Regions from separate parts of the Homo sapiens genome. Here region 1 is linked to region 2. A link is a contact called in ENCODE Hi-C or POLR2A ChIA-PET data. All regions are on one chromosome and are shown on one strand. Each heading gives the region's core, a stretch centred on a gene start or an enhancer-like site at or near the end of the contact. The rest is flanking DNA. Distances are from core to core; before and after follow the strand shown.

Region 1 (6,590 bases), core at 1,385-3,884, 58 kb before region 2:
TGGAATTCAACAGTCAGGATACAGATTTCCAAGGCCAACTGTTGGCCCCAACATGCAACAGTGAGACCATAAGCCTCCCGTGGGCCACATTTTGACAGTGGATGCCCTTCAGGGTGATATATGCTATAAAGCAGTTTTCTATCACCTAAGTGGTTTTTCTTGCCAACAAGAATTTTTACCCATCAGCACTACTGTGGCTGAAAAACTTCTCTTCAACAGTTCAGTGCGCCCTGTGCAGGAGTCAGCCCGGCATCTGCTTGTACACACAGCTCCTTGCATAGGTGTGGAGTTAGATCTGGACAGTGAACTTCAGGAAGTCCTTTCTTATAGGAGGCTAATAGGGATTGAGAATAACATGAGAAGAAAACGCTAATAAAGGGAAACCTGAACACGCTGCTGTCAGCATGTGTTTTCAAAGTGCAGCCTGCCTCAGAGTTCTTCGGAGCCTGAAAAGGGGTTTGAGAAAGAGCCCAGTAGGAGGGGCAGGAGGCCGACACACCTGACTTGGCCTGGGGCCCAGGAGGCAGGTGTAAGGGAGTGAAAAGAAAGGCTAGCCGGAGGCTGCGGGGGGAAGACCGCAGACTCCCTGCTGCTTCGCATCCCTCCTGTGGCCTCCACTGCAGGCAGGACAAACCTGGATGCCACCTGGAGCTGCTTCCTGAGTTGGCACACTATCGTGTACACAGCAGTCTTCAGCCCCCTGGAAGGAGGCCATAGTCGTGTGAGGATGGCAAAGTCGAACAGGAAGCTTTGAGTGCCTTCCTCCACGATGTCAACGAGGAGATCCAGTGCCAGATCGAGGTGGATGGAACACCCAGGGGTAGGGGTGCAGGTGTGGGCAGTGATGTCCCTTCCCCTCCCTCCCCTGGTCCCACAGACTGTGGCCATGAGGCTGCAGGCTGGTGCTATGACAGCAGATTGCAGCACAGGGCCCTCCCCTCCAGCCCCCAGTGGGACATCAAAACCACCCTGGGGCCATTTGTGCAGGGCACCACCTCCAGTATTGATGGGGAAAATAAACTCAGTAGAGCCACGACAGGGTGGAGAGAAGCAGGGACCATTGTCTTCCTCAGGAGCGTGACAGCTGACCCCACAGACCATGCTTGCTGGTACACACTGGTCCCAGACCCAGGCCTGTCGGACATCAGCAGTGTGCTAAAAACGTGTAAGATGTCACTACTCACCGTGTGTCCTATCTAGTTGACATGGGTGGAGTCAGCTAAGGGGTGAATGTTCATATGCTCCCAATTCACGTTGAAGCCCTAATCCCCAAAGGGATGGTATTGGGGGTGGGGTCTTGGAGAGGTGATTAGGTTATGAGGGTGGAGCCCTGATGAATGGGATTAGTGCTTTATAAGGAGAGACACCAGAGAGATGATCTCTCTCTCCACCATGTGAGGACACAGTGAGAAGACAGCCGTCTGCAGGCCCGGAAGAGAGCCCTCACCAGGAAATGAAACTGTTGGCACCTTGAGACTTCCCAGCTTCCAGAACTGTAAGAAATAAATGTTTGTTGTTTAAGCCTTTCAGGCTACGGCTTTCTGTTACAGCAGCCTGAACTGAGAGTCCATGCCGAGTTTTTGAAATAAATGTGAATTCTGATGTTACTTCTTCCTTTCTGTACTTCTTGAAGCGTAGCTTGGAATCACAAAAACTAAAACACATTTTTAAAATTTAGCGCCCCCACCCCACCCCACCCCAGGAAGCAATGAATTTAGGAATGTTCCCTCCAATGTCTCCCATCTGTTAATTCTGTTGACTTCAACGAGAGGAAGACTATAGCTACTTGTGTTTTTCTATTTTTGGTAAAGGGCTACAAGGTTACAAACGGGTAAAGATATCTAGCTATTCCTTTGTCTCAAACTACCTCAGTTTTTTCAAGCCCCTAAGAAATGGCCATGCCTTAGGGTTAACCCTCCAATTTGCACTTATAAGGTAACCAACTGTCCTGGTATGCCCAGGACAGTCCTGGTTTTAGCACTCAAAGTACCACATCCCAAGAAACCTCTCCATCCCAAATGGGATGGTTGGTGGTGTCCTACTGCCACTAGTCATTCAGGCTGTGATGATGACATTTTTACCACAAATTGTCCAGTGTATATTTGATTACAAGCCAATTGGCTTATGCTCTGTCTGCCAGGCTTTCTAGCTCTGTGCTCCCAATATTGAGTTCCGATTCAGGTGAGGAATTAGAGAACTGGAACTTTTCATATATATTCTGCCCAGTAATTCTCTGCTACCCTAAAAACATGCATGTAAACACACAGATTCTTTACTTAGAGTTTAAAGGAAACATCAAAATCTACTGAAAATATTCATTCTCTTTAGGAACAATGTGGGTTTTTTCCTCAGATTTTTATTTTTGCACATTCTTGTGACATTTCCCATTGTAGGGAACAGGAGTTTAGCAAAATCAGCTTCTTAGATGATGTCATTCTAAATATACATCTTAAACAAACAATATCAAAACCACCAGTAGGAAACTGAAAAACACTCAGTGAGTACTGTTTTGTCTCAGTAACAATAAATACAAAAAGACTGGTTGTGTTCCGGCCCCATCCAACCACGAAGTTGATTTCTCTTGTGTGCAGAGTGACTGATTTTAAAGGACATGGAGCTTGTCACAATGTCACAATGTCACAGTGTGAAGGGCACACTCACTCCCGCGTGATTCACATTTAGCAACCAACAATAGCTCATGAGTCCATACTTGTAAATACTTTTGGCAGAATACTTCTTGAAACTTGCAGATGATAATTAAGATCCAAGATATTTCCCAAAGTAAATAGAAGTGGGTCATAATATTAATTACCTGTTCACATCAGCTTCCATTTACAAGTCATGAGCCCAGACACTGACATCAAACTGAGCCCACTTAGACTCCTCACCACCAGTCTGTCCTGTCATCAGACAGGAGGCTGTCACCTTGACCAAATTCTCACCAGTCAATCATCTATCCAAAAACCATTACCTGTTACAGCTAAAACAAAATCAGCACATCTCTGTCTGTATTAGAAACGACAAAACCTTACAAAGCAGTCACCTCCATACCAGTCTGACAATCACTAGTTCATTTGGCAGATGGACAACAAAGGTTTAAACTTGCTATTCCAATCAACTTTCTTTCCCTATCTGATTCATGGTGTTTTTAAAATAGTATCTTGAAAGCTGTGCTGCATTTCTCCTCCACTTATCAATGAAGAAAACGTGCTCTCCAGAAACTACCTGCGGTAGCCACTCCCAGGACCTGGGGAGACGTGCACCCTGGGGGTCTGAGGGCCTCCAGGTGAATCTGAGAGGGAAGACCCTCCAGTGCTGTCGTTGTAGCCTGGCTGAGGGTGGTGCTAGCTCAGACTGTTATTCCCCAGTGCGCCACAGTCAGTGCGATGATGCTGTGTTACTGGAAATACAGCTGAGACAGCATTATGTGAAAGAAGCTAGCCTGAACTAAAAAAAATGCGCTGCTAGCGAAACTCTTTTTATATATGATGCTACACTTTACAGACAGAAACTTTAAAACAATACTGACGTGTAAAATAAAATGAATCCAATGAAGCATGCTCATCCCAGTATCTTAAACTCGGTGGTGCCTATCTACAGGTCCACACTCCGCGGCCCATGAGCATGGGGGCCTTTCTCGCCCCCCAGGCCCGTCCTGGGTATCTCGGTGCTGGGCTGCAGGAGAGATATCCAGTTCCTTCCCCAAAACATCCTTCTATTTAATAAACTGTTTCCCTGGACAAAACACCCCAACTGCAATGACTTCTGTTCAAAGTGCAAAAAAAGCTTCCGTGAGGTGGGTTCATGGTTGTTATTGTATTCATCTTTCACCCTTGAGCTCAGAAAGACCTGCATCCCATGAATGGAGGGTTGGGAAAGGCATCTTTAAGAGGCACAGTCCACTGTGTGCTTCCAATTTTCCTGTACACAGCCAGCTTGCCGGTCCAGCTGCAGTCTGAGTATCGGCATTCTCTTCATTGTCTTCAAGGTCTACCTCCCACCAGTGAAATTAAATGTTTGGGTGCTAAGGGATAAGGTGCAGAGAAGCGCAAGTCTGCACAGTCTGATAGGAACTGGCCACTCCAGAAAAGGGCATTCAGACTGTGTGCTACTTAATGACCTAGTGCCAAAAAATGAAATGGTACTGTAAGCGATTCCCAATAATCATCTACCCTACCAGTGCCAGGGAACCTGTGCAAATAGAATGTGAAATATCACAACAGACTACAGCTGTCCTCGCCATAAATACTATATTGTTTAAAGTTCTGTACATAGAAAGCAATTCATTCAAGTCTTAAGATGAATTTAGCTCTATATGGCAAGTAATTTTTTCCTAAAGATGAAATCATTTAGCAAGAATTTTTTTAACATAAACAGTCTGCCTATTTCCCATTTCTTTTTGAAAAGACTTTTTAGAGTCTAAATTGTATTTATTTTTCCCCTAAAATGTTAGTCTGTTATTTCATATTAGCACATGCAAGCAAAATTTACTCTTAAATATATTACTTTAATCTGGTTAATGTTTTGACATCTATAATTAATTGTAGTTTCAAACAGATGCAAGCCATGTCTGTGACCAGGTGCAAAACATAGAAATTCATCTCCAGAAGTGGAGAGAAGACTCCAGGGAAAAAAGTGTTTTGTAAAAGTCCCAACTCAAAAATAAAATTGCAGTGCCTTTTAAGGCATGAATTAACTGGAAACCTTTACGGATTAACTATAAAGGAAATTGACCATGCCGGGAGTACTCTTTAAAAAAGTAAAAAAGGGGAGATTTTCATAGACTCCCTCGGCCTCTTAAAATAAGTTAAGGCCTTTGGATGTTGGCACGTCGCCAACAGGCTGCCATTAAAACAAAATGTTTCTGCTTATTAAAACCAATGCCCATCATTCTCCTCCTCCTCATTGTCTAGATAGAGGAGGGCAACTTTCTTTTCATCTGAAATCACCGACCTTTGGTCTACCATTCTCTGGAGCTGCACCTTCTTATCAAACATGGCCTGCTCCTTGCCCTGTTCTCTGTGGGCCTGGTCTCCTTCCCCAGCAGAGGCCTTAAAGCTCACACCAACTGCCTGGTCATTCCTACTGTCCGCGTCTCTCCAGGAACCACGGTCAGACACACCGAGAGCTCCCGCTTCCTGTGTCCGGCTGCGGATCGCCTCTACGTTACTCACATCCATCTGAAAGGTAAACGAAGTTTCTTTGGGCCCTGGTGCAATGTGCCTTAGCGTTCTGCTGCTGTCTGCTAACTTGCCTAGCTCAGGGGAGTCCGCTGAACCAGCAAGCACAAATGTTCTGGACACGGGTCCACGGATGGCAATGTGTTCAGAGGTTTCCGTTTCTGTAGGACCTAGTCGAATGTGCCTAAAGGATCTGCTAACACCCGATGTCATTTCTGCCCCTGATGTGTCCTCTGCACTATCCTCCTGGGGAGATTCAGAAACGACACTTTGGAAGGTGCTCTTTTCAGTCATAACGGTTTGTCTACCCGAGGTATGACTGTGAGTGGCCTGGTGCACATCTGCTGAGCCCTCTCCGTGCACAGTGCTCTCTGAGTCACCAGATTCCCCCAGTTGGGGAACCAGCCCATGGTAAACTATCTGCTGGGTGGTCTGATGCCTCTGAGGCCCAATGCTGATGTGCCTGATGGATGTGCTGCTCCCTGGCAACCCTTCCATGTGTACAGAATCTCCTATGACACCCAACTCCACCTTGTCTGAAAGTGGAGCTGTGAACTGGATTTGCCCACTGAACCCTTCTTTAGGGCCTAACTGGAGTTGCCTGACAGAAGTCTGGGTACCCACTGACTCTTCTGTTGCAAAATAATCACCAACCTTCCCTGCAGCAGAAATGGGGCCCTGAAAAATAATCTCCTTTTCAGCATGAAATTGTCTGCAGCCAAATGTGCTGTGCCTCCCTGATCCGTCCATATCTGCAGAAGACTCTGCTGGGCCAGGTTCTGGCGAGCCCCATGCCTCTGGACAGGCAGGGGCAGGGCCTAGGAAGATGACTTCTCTGGACAGTGGACTTTGACCGGGACCCAGCGTGACATGCCTCACAGACCGGCTGGCTCCGGTCGGGCTCGCTGCCTGACTTAGGTCACCTCCCGCACTTACCTCCACCACTTCTGCAGTGGGTCCTTCATATGACATTCGCTCAGTCCTCCAGACTTCAGAGGGGCCGAGTTTTATGTGCCTTGCAGCCTGGCTCACATCCTCCAGCACCTGTGACTGGGCAAAGCCTGTGGGGCTGCTGACCTCCACAGTGGCCGACACTGGGCCCTGGGGAGTGCGCTGTCCCGAGCTGTGAGAGGCCCCACCAGCAACCTCGCTCTCGCCTGAAGGGATGTACAGCTCCCGGGTGGCCCAACGCCTAAAGCGAATGCCAGCAGCCGGGGCCTCCGCTCCACCTTCCTCATCTGGGCTGCCAGGCGCTGGGCTGCGTTGCCTGCTCAGGCTCTCCCGAACCACCGACTCCACAGCCTTCTCCATCTCACTGGCCTCATCTTTGCTCAGCTCCTCCAGGTCTAACCGATCGGCATCCACAGTTTGTGAGACGTTGACTTCAGCAACCAGGGTCACGGAACTGCC
Region 2 (6,704 bases), core at 1,035-3,534:
TCGAGTAAGGTAATGCCTCCAGCTTTGTTCTTTTTGGTTAGGATTGCCTTAGCTATTTGCGCTCTTTTTTGGTTCCATATGAATTTTTAAATAGTTTTTTCTAGATCTCTGAAGAATGTCCTTGGTAGTTTGATAGGAATAGCATTGAATAAGGCCACATACCTACAACCATCTGATCTCTGGCAAAGCTGACAAAAACAAGCAATGGGGAAAGAGCTCCCTGTTTGATAAGTGGTGCTGGGATAACTGTCTAGTCATATGCAGAAGATTGAAATTAGACCCCTTCCTTACACCATATGCAAAAATCAACTCAAGATGAATTCAAGGCTTAAATGTAAAACCCAAAACTATAAAAGCCTTGGAAGACAACCTAAGCAACACCATTCTGGATATAGGGACTGGCAAAGATTTCATGGTGAAGACACCAAAAGCAATTTCCACAAAAGCAAAAATTGACAAATGGGATCTAATAAAATGTGGGAGCTTCTGCACAGCAAAAGAAACTATCAACAAAGTAAACAGACAACCTACAGAATGGCAGAAAATATTTGCAAGGTCTAATATTCAGCATCTATAAGGAGAAAACAACCTAATTAAAGAGTGGGCAAAGAACATGAATAGACACTTTTCAAAAGAAGACATATGTGGCCAACAAGCGTAAGAAAAAAAGCTCAAGATCACTGATCATTTGAGAAATGCAAATAAAAACTGCAGTGAGATACCATCTCACACCAGTCAGAATGGCTACTATTAAAAAGTGAAAAAATAACAGATGCTGGTGAGGTTGTGGAGAAAAGGGAATGCTTATACACTGTTGATGGGAGTGTAAATTGGTTCAACCATTGTGAAAAGCAGAGTGGCGATTCCCAAAAGAGCTAAAAACAGAACCACCATTCGACCCAGCAATCCCATTACTGGGTATATACCCAAAGGAATATAAATCATTCTATTATAAAGATACATGCACATTATGTTCACTGAAGCACTATTCACAATAGCAAAAACATGGAATCAACCTAAATGCCCATCAATAGTAGACTTTATAAAGAAGATATGGTACATATACACCATGAAATACCATACAGCCATAAAAAAGAACAAGATCATGCCATTTGCAGAAACATGGATGGAGCTGGAGGCCATTATCCTTAGCAAACTAACACAGGAATAGAAAACCAAATACTGCATGTTCTCACTTATAAGTGGGAGTCCAACGATGAGAAGACATGGACACAAAAAAGAGAACAGACACTGAGGACCACCTAAGGGTGGAGGGAGGAAGGAGGAAGAAGATCAGAAAAAAATAACTATTGGGAACTACGCTTCATACTGGGGTGACAAAATAGTCTGTACGTCAAACCTCCATAACATGAGTTTACCTATATAACAAACCTGCGCATATACCCCTGAACCTAAAATAAAAGTTTTTTAAAAAGAAAATGAGTTAGATCTAGCGTATTGACTATATGAGATATCCATAACATATTAAGTTGAAAAAGCAATGTTAAAGTACTACTGTAAGCCAGGCATGGTGGCTCATGCCTGTAATCCCAATACTTTGGGAGGCTGAGGTAGGTGGATCACTTGAGGTCAGGAGTTCAAGACAGCCTGGCCAACATGGCAAAACCCCATCTGTACTAAAAATACAAAAATTAGCCGAGCGTGGTGGCACACGCCTGTAGTCCCAGTTACTCGGGAGGCTGAGGCACAAGAATCGCTTGGACCCAGGAAGCAGAGGTTGCAGTGAGCCGAGATCTCACCACTGCACTCCAGCCTGGGGGACAGAGTGAGACCCTGTCTAAACAAAATCAATAAAATCCAAGTATGAAGAAGAAGGAAAAAAGCAACCTCTATATATGCTTTATACAGGAAATGTTTTTTATGATACATGTGATTTATAATCACTGCATAAAGTGTTTCTACCTTTTAATCCATTGTTTTGGTTGCAAAGGTCACCAGTTCTCAAGCTTGGCTGCCCTTTGGAATCACCTGGGGATTTTTAAAAACGCTGATGTCTGGGCCCTACATCCAGAGATTCTGATTTAATTGTGATGGGGTACGGCCTGGACATCAGATTTTTAAAGGCTCCTCAGGTGATTTTCATGTGAAGCAAACCCTGAGGACCAGTGGCATAGATAACTGAGGTCTGAAGCCCAATTTTGGAATAGTTTGACATATGACCTGTGAAGCTATTTTTGCAATTGTCCTGTTAACCACTAGATGGCGTGTTATCCACACTACAGCATTTCGACAACCAGGGTTTTGCCGAACTCTTGGGGAGGTGAAGGACGGAGGCAAGCAGGAAGCAACCAAGGATCGAACGGAACAGACCTGGGACCAGGAATTGTGCCAGATTCGGGCCTCATCCTGCATCACGTAGTGAGCATACAGCTTTTTTTTAAGTTCTGGGGGAAAAAATTATCATCATTAAGCCTGACTTTCCTTCAAGTCAGAGAGGAGCTGCTCCTTAGTCTCTTCCTGTTTCAGTGTCTTTTCTTGGATGTGAGTTACAGAAAGTCATTCTTTGTGGAAAGGCCACACCCTCTGTTGTTTGGCTGCAAGGGTGAAATGGAAGGATGCTCTTTGGAAATCTCTTAATTAAAAGTAAATAATTGACTGTGTAGTAAACAGCCAGAGGGGCAATATTTAAACCCTATTTATAGATTCAGATTAGTGGTGGGAGTAAATAGGACAGTCAGGAGAAAACTTAAATTAAGAAGATTCCCGTCACCCTCACACACAAGAGTGTGATTTTTTTTTCTGAAAACAAATACCTCTGGGCTTCATTTTTCTCCCTTTGATCTCAAAATAAACACCAACCTCCACACTTCTTGGTCATGCACTGCTGGTTCATTAAAGAGCCATATGCTGATTTCCTGTGAGTGTTTAACACGTCATGATTAAGGGCAAAGTCAAGAAACAATTTAAGGACAATTTTTCAATAAAATTAGCTCCAAAACTAAGTGTAATTACTGTCAGTGTTTCTATTATTTGGACTTTTTCCCATCAGAATGTATAAATAGTGTTTTTAATGAATATACAAATTATATGTTTCTGAGAACCAAGAACTCTGACTCCATGAGGAGACAGATAGTGTCTGTATCCCAGGGCAGGTAATTAATGTGAAGGATTCGAGATTTCCTTTGTAGCTATTCATCTATAAAGCAGCCTGTGAGCCATGAGGCCCTGCGGACCATCCCATCAAAAATCTCAGCCAAAATTTGTATCAGTTAGGGTTCTCCGAGAACCAGAAGCAACAGGATATATCATATATGATGAAGAAGCAACTCACATGATAATGGAGGCTGAGAAGTCCCCAGATCTGCTGTTGGCAAGCTGGACACACAAGAAAGCTGATGGTATTGTTCCAGTCTTGAGGCCAAAGACCTGAGACCAGGAGAGGCAATAATGTAAGTTCCAGTTCAAGTCCAATTCCAAAGGCAAAGGACTGATGACCCAGCTCAAAGACCAGAGAGTGAAGCTGATGACCCAGCTCAAAGACCAGAGAGTGAAGCTGATGACCCAGCTCAAAGACCAGAGAGTGAAGCTGATGACCCAGCTCAAAGACCAGAGAGTGAAGCTGATGACCCAGCTCAAAGACCAGAGAGTGAAGCTGATGACCCAGCTCAAAGACCAGAGAGTGAATTTTTGCTTACTCAGCCCTTTTTTTTCTCTATTAAGGCCTTCAGTGGATTGGATGGAAATCCAATAACTTTGTCAAAGTATGTTCCACAGAATTCAAGTTCCTTGGGATGTTAATAAAGGCAATTTGGTAGAAAAGGGCTCCAATGCCAAATAAGTGTGGAAAATCCTAGGTAAAATAAACAGATATCTTTTCTGCAGACATTCTCAGAGCCTTTAATATGTCAATGTGCTTTGCAGTTATCCAAGAAGAGGTTGTATTTTGCAAAGCTTTTCAAACTTATTTAACAAAATATCTTGTTTGGCATTTAGCACCTCTCTAAATCCTGGGAAATACTGCTTTATAAAGTACTTCAAAGCAGAGATTGTGCTTTATCTGATTGTTGTACCCCAGCCTCTAGGTCAGTGCCTGCCAAACAGAGAAATTCAGTAAGCATTTGAGGGGTCTGTAAAGTGAAATAATGAATGATGAATGAAATAGCAGTAGAGATATGGCCAAGCCGTAAACGTAAATTCTACACCAGACTAGCCTGAGTCTATGTAAGGACTTCCCAGAGCACTCCCAGAGAGCCAAAAAATGCAAAATGGATGTTGAGAAGCTTAGAGTAGAACCTCGGCTCTCACCAGTATAGGAGATGCCACAGTGAGAATGGTGTAAATGGACTCTTCCTTAGTGAAGCACATGCCAACTGTGCCCTGCCCATACCCATTGCTCTGCAACTGCCAGCACCTGCATTTCCATCTGAGGTTTTCTCTTGCTGCAGAAGCCATCTCCGTTGTCCACTTGGCAGCCCCCTGAGAGCAACCCTGGATCAATGATCAACTGGAGTCGGTGTATAAATACCCCAGCTCCCTCACTGCTTAGATGGGATAACTCTAGGCATGTGTTTTACACTACACCCAGAATGCGTGTGCTGGGTAGGATGTGCTCCAGTGGCCACGTTGATAACGAGAATGGCTGGCTTCCTCCCCATTCCTGCCTCCTTCCCTAGTCCCCTGCCTGTGGGCCTTGAGATCACCTCTCATATAAACTGCTTGCCTCCTGATCCTTGACTCAGGATCAGGGGTTCTGGGGGGCCTCTGATAAAATATTGCTTATCGTTCCTATGAACTCTCTCCTGTCTTGACTCTACCTCAGCTACAGGACCTCTGAACCCCTGGAAATTTCCCCTAAATTATTTCTTGAAGTCCTAGAAGGGGAACCTCCCATGTTCCCACAGTCCTGTTTATCAGCTGCAGTCCCCCACTGCATGGCCTGTCTTCACTGGCATTCATTGGCACTAAGGAGAGACTTGGTGATGTGCCTCATACTGTGCCAGGTGCTGGGGGTGCAAGGTGAGTGAGACAGTCTTGGAGCCTGCCTTCATGAAGCTTCCAGGCTTTTTGGGAAAATAAGCACAATCCCATTATCATGCAGATCCACATGCAAGGATAATCTTTAATAAGTGCAGGCAATTAAAACCAAAGGGTGCTATGCAGTATAGCAGGGCATCTAATCCAGTGGAAGCTATAAGAGAGACTTCCCAGAGGAACTGAACTTATTGATGAGATATGAAGGATGAAGGAACTAAGTAGGTGAGGAGGTGGGGTGGGGAAGAGACCCAGGCAGAGGAAACAGCATATGCAAAGCAATGGGTACAGAAATGTGCCCCTTTGCATGCCAATAGTCCTGATAAGTGGGCATCCTGAGTTTTCTGAAGCCACCAGTGCTGTCTAAGGAGCTGCAGCAGAGGTAGGGAGGAAAGCCATCTTCCTAACTCTGTGCAAACTTTGTCCTCTGGGCCCCCAAACAGCTCTACTTATTTCCTGAGGCTCACAAATGCGCATCTTGCAAGTCAGCTTCATCTCCTCTTCTGCAAACTGCTCATCAGCCCTTCTCTCTGCAGGAGGGTTGCACTGTCCCAGCCTCTTGCAGTTGGGCTTGGCCATGTGACTTGCTTTGGCCAGTGAAACTGGAGCAGAAGTGATGAGCTCCACTTTCTAGGGGAAAAGCCTTTAAGAGCTGATACATAGGGGCTATGCTCTCTTTCCTCTTTGCCATGGCAACTGGCAGTGTTCCAGATGGGTTAGCTCTGTCTGTCCAGGACCACGATGACACATCAGCTGACCCTCAGTAATTATGTGGCATAAGCAAGAAATAAGCTTTTGTTGTTTTAAGCCACTGAGATTTGAGGGTTACTTCTGTATGTAGCATGGTCTAGTAGCCCATCCTGACTGATGAACCTGTGAAAACTGGTCCAGGAAAGCCCCACACAGACAGGATAGCATAGCAGGTAACTGCCCCATCTCTGGGGCCCCATGGCTTGTGATACTTGCATTTGAATTCTGGCTCTGCCACTTCCTCCCTGAGAGACGCTGGGAAAATTACTCAAGTTTTTTATGCCTCTGTCTCGTCACCTATTAAATGGCAGTAATGTACAGTTTGGGCAACAAAGCAAGACCCCATCACAACAAAAAAACAAAACAAGATAAATTAGCTGGTCATGGTGACACGTGCCTATAGTTTCAGCTAATCATGAGACCGAGTCGGGAGGATCGTTTGAGCCAGGTCAAGGCTACAGTGAGCCATGATCGCACTGCTGTACGTCCAGCCTGGGTGACAGAGCAAGACCCTGTCTCAAAAAAAATTAAAAAAAAATAAATTAGCAATAATTGTATTTACTGCATATCCTTGTGAGAATTACCTAAATTAATTCATGTAGGCTGGGCACCGTGGCTCACACCTGTAATCCCAGCACTTTGGGAGGCCGAGACGGGCAGATCACCTGAGGTCAGGAGTTCGAGAATAGCCTGACCAACATGGTAAAACCCCGTCTCTACTAAAAATACAAAAATTAGCCTGGCATGGTGGCTCATGCCTGTAATCCCAGCCACTTGTGAGGCTGAGGCAGGAGAATCGCTTGAACCCGGGAGGTGGAGGTTGCAGTGAGCCAAGATCGCGCCATTGCACTCAAGCCAGGGCGACAAGAACGAAACTCCATCTCAAAAAAAAAAAAAAAAAAATTCATGTAAAGAGCTTGGAAAATTGTCAGGCACAGAGCAAGTGTTCAATAAATGTTAGC

Evidence for each region. A loop is a pair of places that touch in the nucleus more often than their neighbours do. ChIA-PET counts read pairs that join two places held with the same protein, here RNA polymerase II (POLR2A). Pooled maps may share reads with other maps.
Region 1: a pooled map shows a loop between it and region 2 (2.0-fold over the local background). The contact joins two enhancer-like sites. A Hi-C loop is called at or near these places in 3 of 168 maps with a recorded cell type or tissue (HCT116, cardiac septum and posterior vena cava) and 1 of 50 pooled maps. POLR2A ChIA-PET finds 5 or more read pairs at or near these places in 1 of 52 experiments (activated CD4-positive, alpha-beta T cell).

What each region holds. Positions count from the first base shown.
Region 1 is chr15:99,131,340-99,137,929 of GRCh38, reverse strand. SYNM (synemin) reads right to left here. Exons shown (of 4, transcript NM_145728.3): 4 at 2,337-6,590. The coding sequence ends at 4,872. TTC23 (tetratricopeptide repeat domain 23) reads left to right here. Exons shown (of 14, transcript NM_001288615.3): 14 at 1-1,607. Among named protein-coding and RNA genes, the nearest start is that of TTC23-AS1, 4.7 kb to the left of the region's middle. RefSeq lists an enhancer at 665-1,166. Within about 2 kb of position 2,634, at least 4 of the 41 ENCODE cell types and tissues checked have a DNase peak (open chromatin) inside an H3K27ac peak, as active enhancers do.
Region 2 is chr15:99,072,416-99,079,119 of GRCh38, reverse strand. No RefSeq gene overlaps it. Among named protein-coding and RNA genes, the nearest start is that of SYNM, 29 kb to the left of the region's middle. RefSeq lists an enhancer at 5,858-6,047. Within about 2 kb of position 2,284, at least 12 of the 41 ENCODE cell types and tissues checked have a DNase peak (open chromatin) inside an H3K27ac peak, as active enhancers do.